2 separate regions of the Homo sapiens genome follow, and region 2 is linked to region 1. The links are chromatin loops, found by intact Hi-C in ENCODE. Cell type or tissue: prostate gland. All regions are shown on one strand. Links, peaks and the distances in the headings refer to the core of each region. The heading gives the core; the rest is flanking DNA.

Region 1 (4,404 bases), core at 136-4,135:
ACTAGCAAATGATGGGGACCAGGTTTGATGCCTTTTGGCTCTAAATCCAGTGTACTTTTCACTACACCATAACAATGAGCATTTTGTGTATACTACCATTTCTTCTTCGTAGGTTATAATTTTGGCAGTCTGAACTGGATTTTATTTTCCAGTGTGGCTTGTCCAATAGTTATCACCATCAAGTATTTTCAACTGACAGAACAGATTTCTATTGAGAAACAAATTGATGCATTATCCTGAGAAACTGGCTGAACTTTATGATAAGAGGCCCCAAGAATAATCTACAGGTCACAGACAATTTTCAACTTGGAATCTTGGGGGCATTTGACTGTGTTAAAAAGACTTTGCTATTTTCAAATAAAGAGGCTTCCAGAACTTCCAGATTGTTGATATTAAGAAAGCTGTGTCTCTAAATCTTTTTTTCACTTAATTAATTCATTTCTTCATTAAATCATTGATCTAGCCAGTAAACATTAATCATGTGCCAGCTACTGTGCTACGGGCTGGAGAATAAGAGGTGAGATAGACAGTCCCCACCCTCAAGCAGCACAGAGTCTCGATAGAAACAGACAAACTCACAATGAATTAGGGTACAACATGAGAACAGATCCAGTAGAGATGGGCAGCGAACTATGGCGTGTTGAGGAAGGGCATCTGACTGAGACCAAGGAGTAGGGAGATGGGCAGAGTATTCCCAGAGGATCTGGCATCTAGGCTGAAATGTAACACATGAGTAGAAGTCATCTAGGTGTAGAGGAGGGTGGAATGCAACGGAGGTCTTTCTGGGCCAAGGGAGCAGCAGATCCAAAGGCACAGAAGGGTGGAAAAGCAAGGTGAGTGGAGTATGTGGCCAGAGTTGAGGGGAATAAAATACAAGACTGGAGATATGGATGGAAGACAGATCATGAGAGGCCTTGGGGGTCCACATTTTTACTGTTTGACTCACATGGGGGATTACTTTTTACACCAAAGTCACACCTGCTATTGCTGATGCAGATTTACCCAAATTCCATGATGATGTGTACAAACACCAAAATACACACACCACACAAAACACATCACATTACGCCTACACTGAGGAAAGAGTAATAAACCAAAACTGTTCTGCGTGTCTAGATGCTTTCTCCCTCATAGATGGGAGTTGGCACCTTCAGTCATGTAGCTTGTGTGTTTGTTCAGATTGTCTTCTAAGTCTGATGGATTAATATTCACAGGCATTGGAAGGGAAGGAAAAAGAAGTCAAACACTATTAGGTAGAGCTAAATGGATGAGTTCCCATTGATGGGCAGGCCTCTGCTGTGCTACTCTTCCCCCTACAAAGATGTCAACAGCATAAACTACCTCTAAACTTTCAGGAGTAAGCTACCTCTCAGTTCCTTGGTCAGTAGAAATCTGTTGCCAAGGGCACATCTTTCCAAGGAAACATAGGTATGGAAGTATGAAAGTCGGCATGGGTCATGGAAGAAGCCCACAGGTATGTGTGCTGAGAAAATGTGAATCACAGAATTATAAACCAGGGGAGCTGGAAGTTTTAGGAAGCAAGCTAGATAGCCCAGGAGCCAGCCAGGGCTTTCTGCACCGCTACATGACTATTACTTGCTTCATGTATTGCTCGAGGCTGGACAGTGTCAAGTTTAAACAGTGGCTAGTGTCCAAATGAAAATCTGTATGCGTAGTGGAGGTAATAATGAGTCATTTCTGCTTGGCTCTGCTCTTAGAAAAATCTCTGTGAACAATGTTATAGGCAAAACTGGCACCTCGGTTAGAAAGGGTTTTACCAACTTTCATTTCTTAAGGTTCAAGTATGGGTTTAAAAGAGAAAGAACGGGCTGGGGGAGAAAAACCTGTTTATCTCTGTTCTGGTGAGCTCAACCAGCAAGTTTGGAATGTTAAATAACTCTGTAGACTTTACTAAGTGATTACTCTTTTTTTTTTCTTTTTTTCTTTTTTTTTTTGAGATGGAGTCTCACTCTCGTCACCCAGGCTGGAGTGCAGTGGCGCGATCTCGGCTCACTGCAACCTCTGCCTCCAGGGTTCAAGCTCTTCTCCTGCCTCAGCTTCGTAAGTAGCTGGGATTACAGGCGCCTGCCAGCATGCCTGGCTAATTTGTGTACTTTAGTAGAGACAGGGTTTCACCATATTGGCTAGGCTGGTCTCAAACTCCTGACCTCAGGTGATCCACCCGCCTCAGTCTCTCAGAGTGCTGGGATTACAGGCGTGAGTCACTGCGCCTGGCTGATTACTCCATTTTTACTAAAAGTGTTATAGATAAAATAGGTGTTTGCTAATTGATATTTCCACTCATTTGTGTTTACAACATGCAGTTACAGCCTAAATTTTGTTCCCTCACCCAAATCCATATGTTGAATTTCCACACCCCAGTACTTCAGAATATAATTCTATTTGGAGATAGGGTCTTTAAAGAAGTACTTAAGTTAAAAAACAAAGTCATTAAAGTGGACCCTACTCCAATATGACTGTGTCCTTATAACAAGAGGAAATGTGGACAGATATGTATGGAAGAAGGACCACACGAAGACCCAACGACAGGATGGCCATCTATAAGCCAGAAGAAGAGCTTAAAACAGACCCTTCCCTCATAGTCCTCAGAAGAAACCAACCCTCTTGACACCTTGATCTTGGGCTTCCAGCCTCCAGAACTGAGAGACAATAAATTTCGGTTGCTGAAGCCACTCAGTCTATGGTAGTTTGTGAGGCGGCCCTAAGCAAATAAACATAGATGCATACTTATTATGTATAGATATTATTAAGTTTATAATGTGGACATTTTAAATTTGGTTACAGAATCCTGACTTCTTTTAGGTAGGGGAGAACTACCTCTCCTTAGTTTTATGTATTCTTGGTGAGACTCTAAATAAGACCCCCTGCCCTGACTACACTTGGGGGTGGGGTGGACATGTGACCCAAGCTAGGCCAATCAGACTCTTTTCTGGGATTTTGACTTTGAAGTGGAACTAGGATGAAAATAACAACAGAAACTTACTCATGGTGCTGATCAGTGAAGCTGGTAAAGTTTCTGCTCTCACATCTGTGTTGCTGCCTGCATCCTGCATTTTGGCAAGCATGGTTGTCCAGCATTCCCATAGACCCTGAGAACTGTCCCAAATCTTCTACAAATTATTTTCTTTTAAGTTAGGAAGACACATTTTCTATAGCTTGCAAGCAATTATATTTCTAATTCAATTCATGAATTTTTTTTTTTTACTGAAATCTAAGAGAAAAGTTAATTTTTTTTAATGTAAAATCTTTTCCTTGTCTAGGTCTCTTTTAATCCTCTATAGGGTTTATGCAATAATTCATCATTCAATAAATGTTTATTAAGCATATACGTGTCACACATTATGTTAGCTGATTTCATCAAACAAAAAGATGTTCTGAGTAATGTGGGGAATTACAGAAATTTGGAAATTAGTTATTTCATATATCAACAAATTGCATTATATACAGCCTGTATAAGTTTGTATCAGCAGCTCAAGCAAATTTCATTTAAACCTAGAATTTTTAAATCAGGAAGTATTTATTGAGTACCTACTGTGTACGAGTTTCATATCAAAGTAATACAGAGTGGGATACGAAATGGAAATAATGACTATCTTCCCTGAACGCAGTTACTAGGACCCCTTCAGGTACATTTCTCAATTAGTAAACAAGAACAAGTTCTATAGTAAATGCCAAACCTTAAGACAATGAGAAAAGTTATTCTGAATCCTGTTAACCCTAATGATACTACCACGATAGAATTTGCTGTATTTATACTATGCTAAGCAATTTAATGCATAATCTCATTTAATCCTTACAGCAAAACTCTGAGGTCGATACTATTACAATCTTTATTTTACAGAGGAGGAAACCGAGGTTGAATGAGACTAGGAAACTCTCCAGCAACCTTTATAGTTCTTAAAGTGGCATACAAATCTCCTCTAATTCTATTTGACCTTTGGCATCACCACCATCTCAAGTATTAGAGGCCAAAAGAGCCCTCTGGTTTTTTCAAAATAGTTATCAAAACAGAACAACTTCACACCCCAAGGTTCAACAGCATTAGAACCTGTGCACTATGTGCCACTGTCTCTTGTCTTCTCCTGGGTTTAGAACTTTGATTTATTTGATCATTCCTTCTTCACCTCTAAGGTATCATTACTGTTTTATTTCTGAGCCTGGAGGGTGTGAGCTTTGGCAGCAGTCTCTACCAAGACTGGAATTTCAGAATAAATCAATAGGCATCTTCCACGGGATTCATTACAATGGGATTTCATACTTACCATTACTTGGCTCCTAGACTAATTTAATGGAAGCAATCGGCAGCTCCCATCTCTTATAAAAGTTTCCATAAGACAAAACATGAGAGCTCTGTTCCATTTTTTTCCTGGAACTCTTTATCTC
Region 2 (4,404 bases), core at 185-4,184, 62 kb before region 1:
GCTATTTCAAAGAATTGCCATAAAGGTTAAATAAAATAATATATATAAAATAGTTAGATAAAGTCCTCCTAATGTCAGCGTGAACCAGAAGCAAGAAAATGATGAAAGTCTTAAGCCATTGAACTAGCCAACCAGACTTATTGTATTTCCTCTCTCCAGCACTCTCTCCAATTCCACCTGGTGTTGTTACTGCTGTTATTATTACTATCAGAAGGCCAAGTTGTAAAACCAAATTAAGAACATATGATAAATCCATGAAATGGGAGCTGGGAAGGTAGCTATGGAGGTTTTGCTTGGGTAAGATGTCTCCATTTGTGACAGTCAAAGCTATATCCTTGTCCCAAATTCCTCATCCAGATTGCTTTTCTCCAATTTTCATTCCTCCAACTACTCAATATCTCCAATCAACATCCTTATTAAAAAATCTCTACGTGTTTTAGCAAGCCACCTAATTCCTCATTTACTATCTGTGAAGGTGGTTAGGAGTGGGGCTCATGGATTGACAAATTGTTAAATTATTAAATTTCTGGGCCCATAAATAATACAGATAATTCCTCTTTATACAGGTAAGAGGTTGATACATTTTTATTGGACTGAATTTCTTAGATGGATTCTATAGTTTGACCCGACAAGATCTCACATGTGTCACTAACTGGAAGAAGTTATTATTATTAGTTGTTAGTTATTATTCTATAGTTTGACCCAACAAGATCTCACATGTGGCACTAACTGGAACACTGTTCTGATCACAACCTGACACACATTTCCTCCCACCCCTTGCCCTTCCAAACAAAAAAAAAGTCCACTGAAAATTCTTCTGAAATTGTGTACCCTTCAGCTCCTTTGAAGAACCTGTTGCTAGGAAACAAATTTGGAACATTCTCACCTACTGAGAAAAGTTTTTACTGCTGCCTCACATAATGCGTTCTTTGGCCACAAAAGTATTCACAAAGAAAATTATCTGTCTATTACTTCACAGATTCATTGGACAAGAACTCTTCATTTGGGCAACATTTTCACAGCAATATCATTGATTACTTTGAAAACTATTCAGGGATGTCCTTGAGACTGCATTATGTATCTATTCAATTCAATGTTACTGATCATTTTTCTTGAGGTACAAAATAAATCAAGCTGTTAAGCATACTGTGGCAGTGTGCTTTTTCAGACCAGAGAGTTACATAAAAACTCACCTCTGCTTTTTTAAAGCTTATTTCCACAACAGACAAAGAAAAACCTGAATTCTTAAAGGAGAAAGAGAGGCCTTCAAATTATTAACTCCTTCACTGAATGCTTATTGAGTGCCTACTATGTGCAAGGCACTGTGTTGGGCCCTAATAACACATCCCCTCCCCTCGTGATTAACCTCTGTCTGGTTGGAGGGACAATTGGACAGTTTAGAGGGATCACATCACAATATAACACAAAGTTACAACAGTGGCCAGTGAGGAGGCAAGATGGAATTGGGTAATCAATCCAGATAGAAAGGTCCAGGAAGTCTAATTTGGGGAAGCATTGAAATAGCATCTGGTAAAAAATTCATATTTAATAATAATAGTTAATAATATGGAGTGCTTAATGCATCAAGAACCTCCTAATGTACTGAGCAGTTAATTCCTCATAATAACCCTAGGGAGATATTATTCTTACGCTAGAGCAGGACATAAGAAGGCAGATGGGGAATGTGGAGCAGACCAAGCAAGGGAACATCACTGAGTGCAAGACCCTGGGCAGGAGGAACTGGCTCACTTGAGGGACCACCATTTGTATTATTTGCATATACTTTGGCAGAGACCATTCTCTCACCACACAAGGGTCTTTAAGAGATCATAAATGGGGATCTTCTTATGTGGATCCTAGAAGACTTTAGCTAGGGAAGCCTAGTCTCTCTGCTCCCACCTCAGGGGAGATGTGAGGTACATCCCGGCTCTGCCCTGTGCTATGCCCACCTCAGAAGATCTGCATGGCCAGCAGGTTACCCTCCTCGGATCACAGTAGGACATGTGCCTGATTCAGTAGCAAGGTTCATACAGAACAGACTTTGACCGAAGCCCTTGGACACATTCTTTGGTCTCTTTGCTGGAATCCACTTTCATATGAACTGTGCTGAACACTGAGGATACATCTCTGTCTGTGATCTCTTCTGAGAACATCTTATCTTTAAACCAAGTGCTCAACCAGGGGATTCTTCATACCATTCATTGATCTCAACTTCTCACCCTGGTTCCTGTGGTTGATCCCATCTGGTTGTCATCTGTAACCTACAATTGACACTCATTAGAAAATAAGATCACTTAGAAATTTCTGAGTGTTCTATGCTGATTAGGCTATCTGGCTTGAGTTGTCAGTTATTTAAAATGTTTATGGTTTGTAAAAAGTTGCATCAATGCGAGTATAATTGTATAATGTAACCTATGGAGTAAAATCTTCTATATACCTATTCCTCTTTATGATACACAATAATCTAGCTCCTATATGTTCAAGATTATGAATGTTGAGATGAGGTGGCTACTGTACTCTTATTCTGAATTTTGAATTAATTCTATTTTATGTTAATTTTACTTACTTAATGCTATGGTAGGACTACCTATTCTCTATCCCACTGATTCTCAGGAGTATAGGTAACCACGTAAATTACCTGTGAAATTAATTTAAGAATGAAGGTTTTATTTAAGATAGAATATGCCAGTGATCAGACAATAAAAATAATTTATGAATAGTGTATCTCCTCTTTGCTTTGATCAAGTGTTCTTTAAAAGCCAAGACTATGTGATGAAGGCATAGGGATGTGATGTCAAGAGTTGTAGGGGCTCTGCCCATGACCCCCACTCTGGGGGCAGAAGCAAGGTCAGAGGGCCAGGAGTTCAAGTCTCGATTCTTCCACCAACCTCCAGTGTGACCTCTGACCAGTTACTTAATCTGTCTAAGTCTCAAGGCCTTCAACTGTAAAATAGAAATAAGAGTAGCACTGTACTTCTCCTAAGATTGTTGTGCTTATTGGAGGATATACATATAAAGCATTTGGAAGAGAACGTGCCCAATCCTAGTGCTTACTATGTGACAGTTATGTTGTCTTCATTAAGTCCAAATTGAAAACTTATTGTACAAAGAACGGTACCATCCATTGGATTAAAATATTCTGTACTAGTTCCTTAAATGGTTATAATCGGGGGACATGACCTCTTTTGTCTCTGTGGGTTCTGATTTGACCCACAATGAGCTCAACTTTAAAAAGTGATATCAGATTGTTTTTCATGACTTCTAATAATTTTTCTCACAGTTGCTTTTTAATCCCTTGGCCTCACTCGTATTTTACTGATTTTATAAACACTGCCAATGGCTTCTCCTACGGTATTGGAATTTTGCTGTTTTTTGTTTTTTCCTAGCCTTGACTCTGTGCCTTTGCTGAGGCCTTGGTGAACCATTCCACTGACTTAGCGTGTTTATTTATAAATGACTCCTTGTGTTTTGATTTCTTTATACCTTTTTAACAGTTAAAAATATTTGTAATCGAAATAAGCAATTTTCATTATCAAACATTTAGAAAATATTTAAAAACCCACTTAAATAAAGTAAAAGAACTCAGAACTGCACAGATTTATTTTGAAGCACACAAAGAAGTGAACGCTTTGCCCAACACCCCCGTTTTCCAGAAGTAATTCTATCAACAGCATGTGAGGTTATCCTTCTAAATATTTTTATGCTTATGAAAGCATAAGCATATAAACTTTTATCCATAGATATGTATGTCATGAAAATTTTTATAACAAAAACAAGCTCATGCTAGATAATTTTCTATAATATGCTTTTATCCTCTTAATGGTATTTTTGTGGACACAGATTCCAAGTCAGTATATAGAGATCTCCTTATTCTTGTTAGTGGCTAAGTAGGATTCCATTTATGGACATGTCCTAACAAATCCCATATTCATAGACATTTAGGTTGTTAGTAATTTTTTGCAATTACAGTGGGCTTGTAATGACCAAGCATTTTGAACATTTACTTTTAGACGTGTGGTCTTATACTCTAAAGTAGTTCTTAGAATTGCAAGTACTTTATACTAGGGTAGATGCAGCTTACTATTAGATGGGTTGTGCAAATCACTCTTCAAGAAGGTTGAAACTATTCACCCTCTATCAACAATAAGATGTGTCCTCTATGTGTATTTTTCACTTAGCATGCATAACTTCCATTTCTTCAAGTTTTTCTTCTCTGTGTGCTAATCTTCCACCTGAACTTCAAGATACCTTATTCAGTTTTCAGCAATATTTTTGAGTTTCAAGAACTCTCTTTTTCTCCGATCATTCCTTTGTAATAATTTCCCTAGTCTCCCTAGGAATTTGCATTATACTCTTTTAGTGTCCTTTGTCTTTCTTTCTTTAAGACTATCTCACAGACAGCCA

What was found. A loop is a pair of places that touch in the nucleus more often than their neighbours do. Peaks named below come from ENCODE experiments on the same cell type or tissue, not always from the same donor. Only the 100,000 strongest peaks of a DNase experiment are listed, where the experiment ranks them.
Region 2: a loop joins it to region 1, with 1.9 times the contacts of the local background. A loop is called at or near these places in 1 of 110 quality-filtered maps.

Annotation. Positions count from the first base shown.
Region 1 is chr17:56,160,587-56,164,990 of GRCh38, reverse strand. The region is part of intron 1 of ANKFN1 (ankyrin repeat and fibronectin type III domain containing 1); the gene reads right to left. Among named protein-coding and RNA genes, the nearest start is that of ANKFN1, 9.3 kb to the right of the region's middle. In prostate gland, for the core only: no CTCF peak of the experiment used is centred there; a DNase peak (open chromatin) is centred at 1,740; H3K27ac peaks cover 1,295 bases.
Region 2 is chr17:56,222,496-56,226,899 of GRCh38, reverse strand. All of the region lies in intron 2 of ANKFN1 (ankyrin repeat and fibronectin type III domain containing 1), which reads right to left. Among named protein-coding and RNA genes, the nearest start is that of ANKFN1, 71 kb to the right of the region's middle. RefSeq lists an enhancer at 4,038-4,404. In prostate gland, for the core only: no CTCF peak of the experiment used is centred there; no DNase peak of the experiment used is centred there.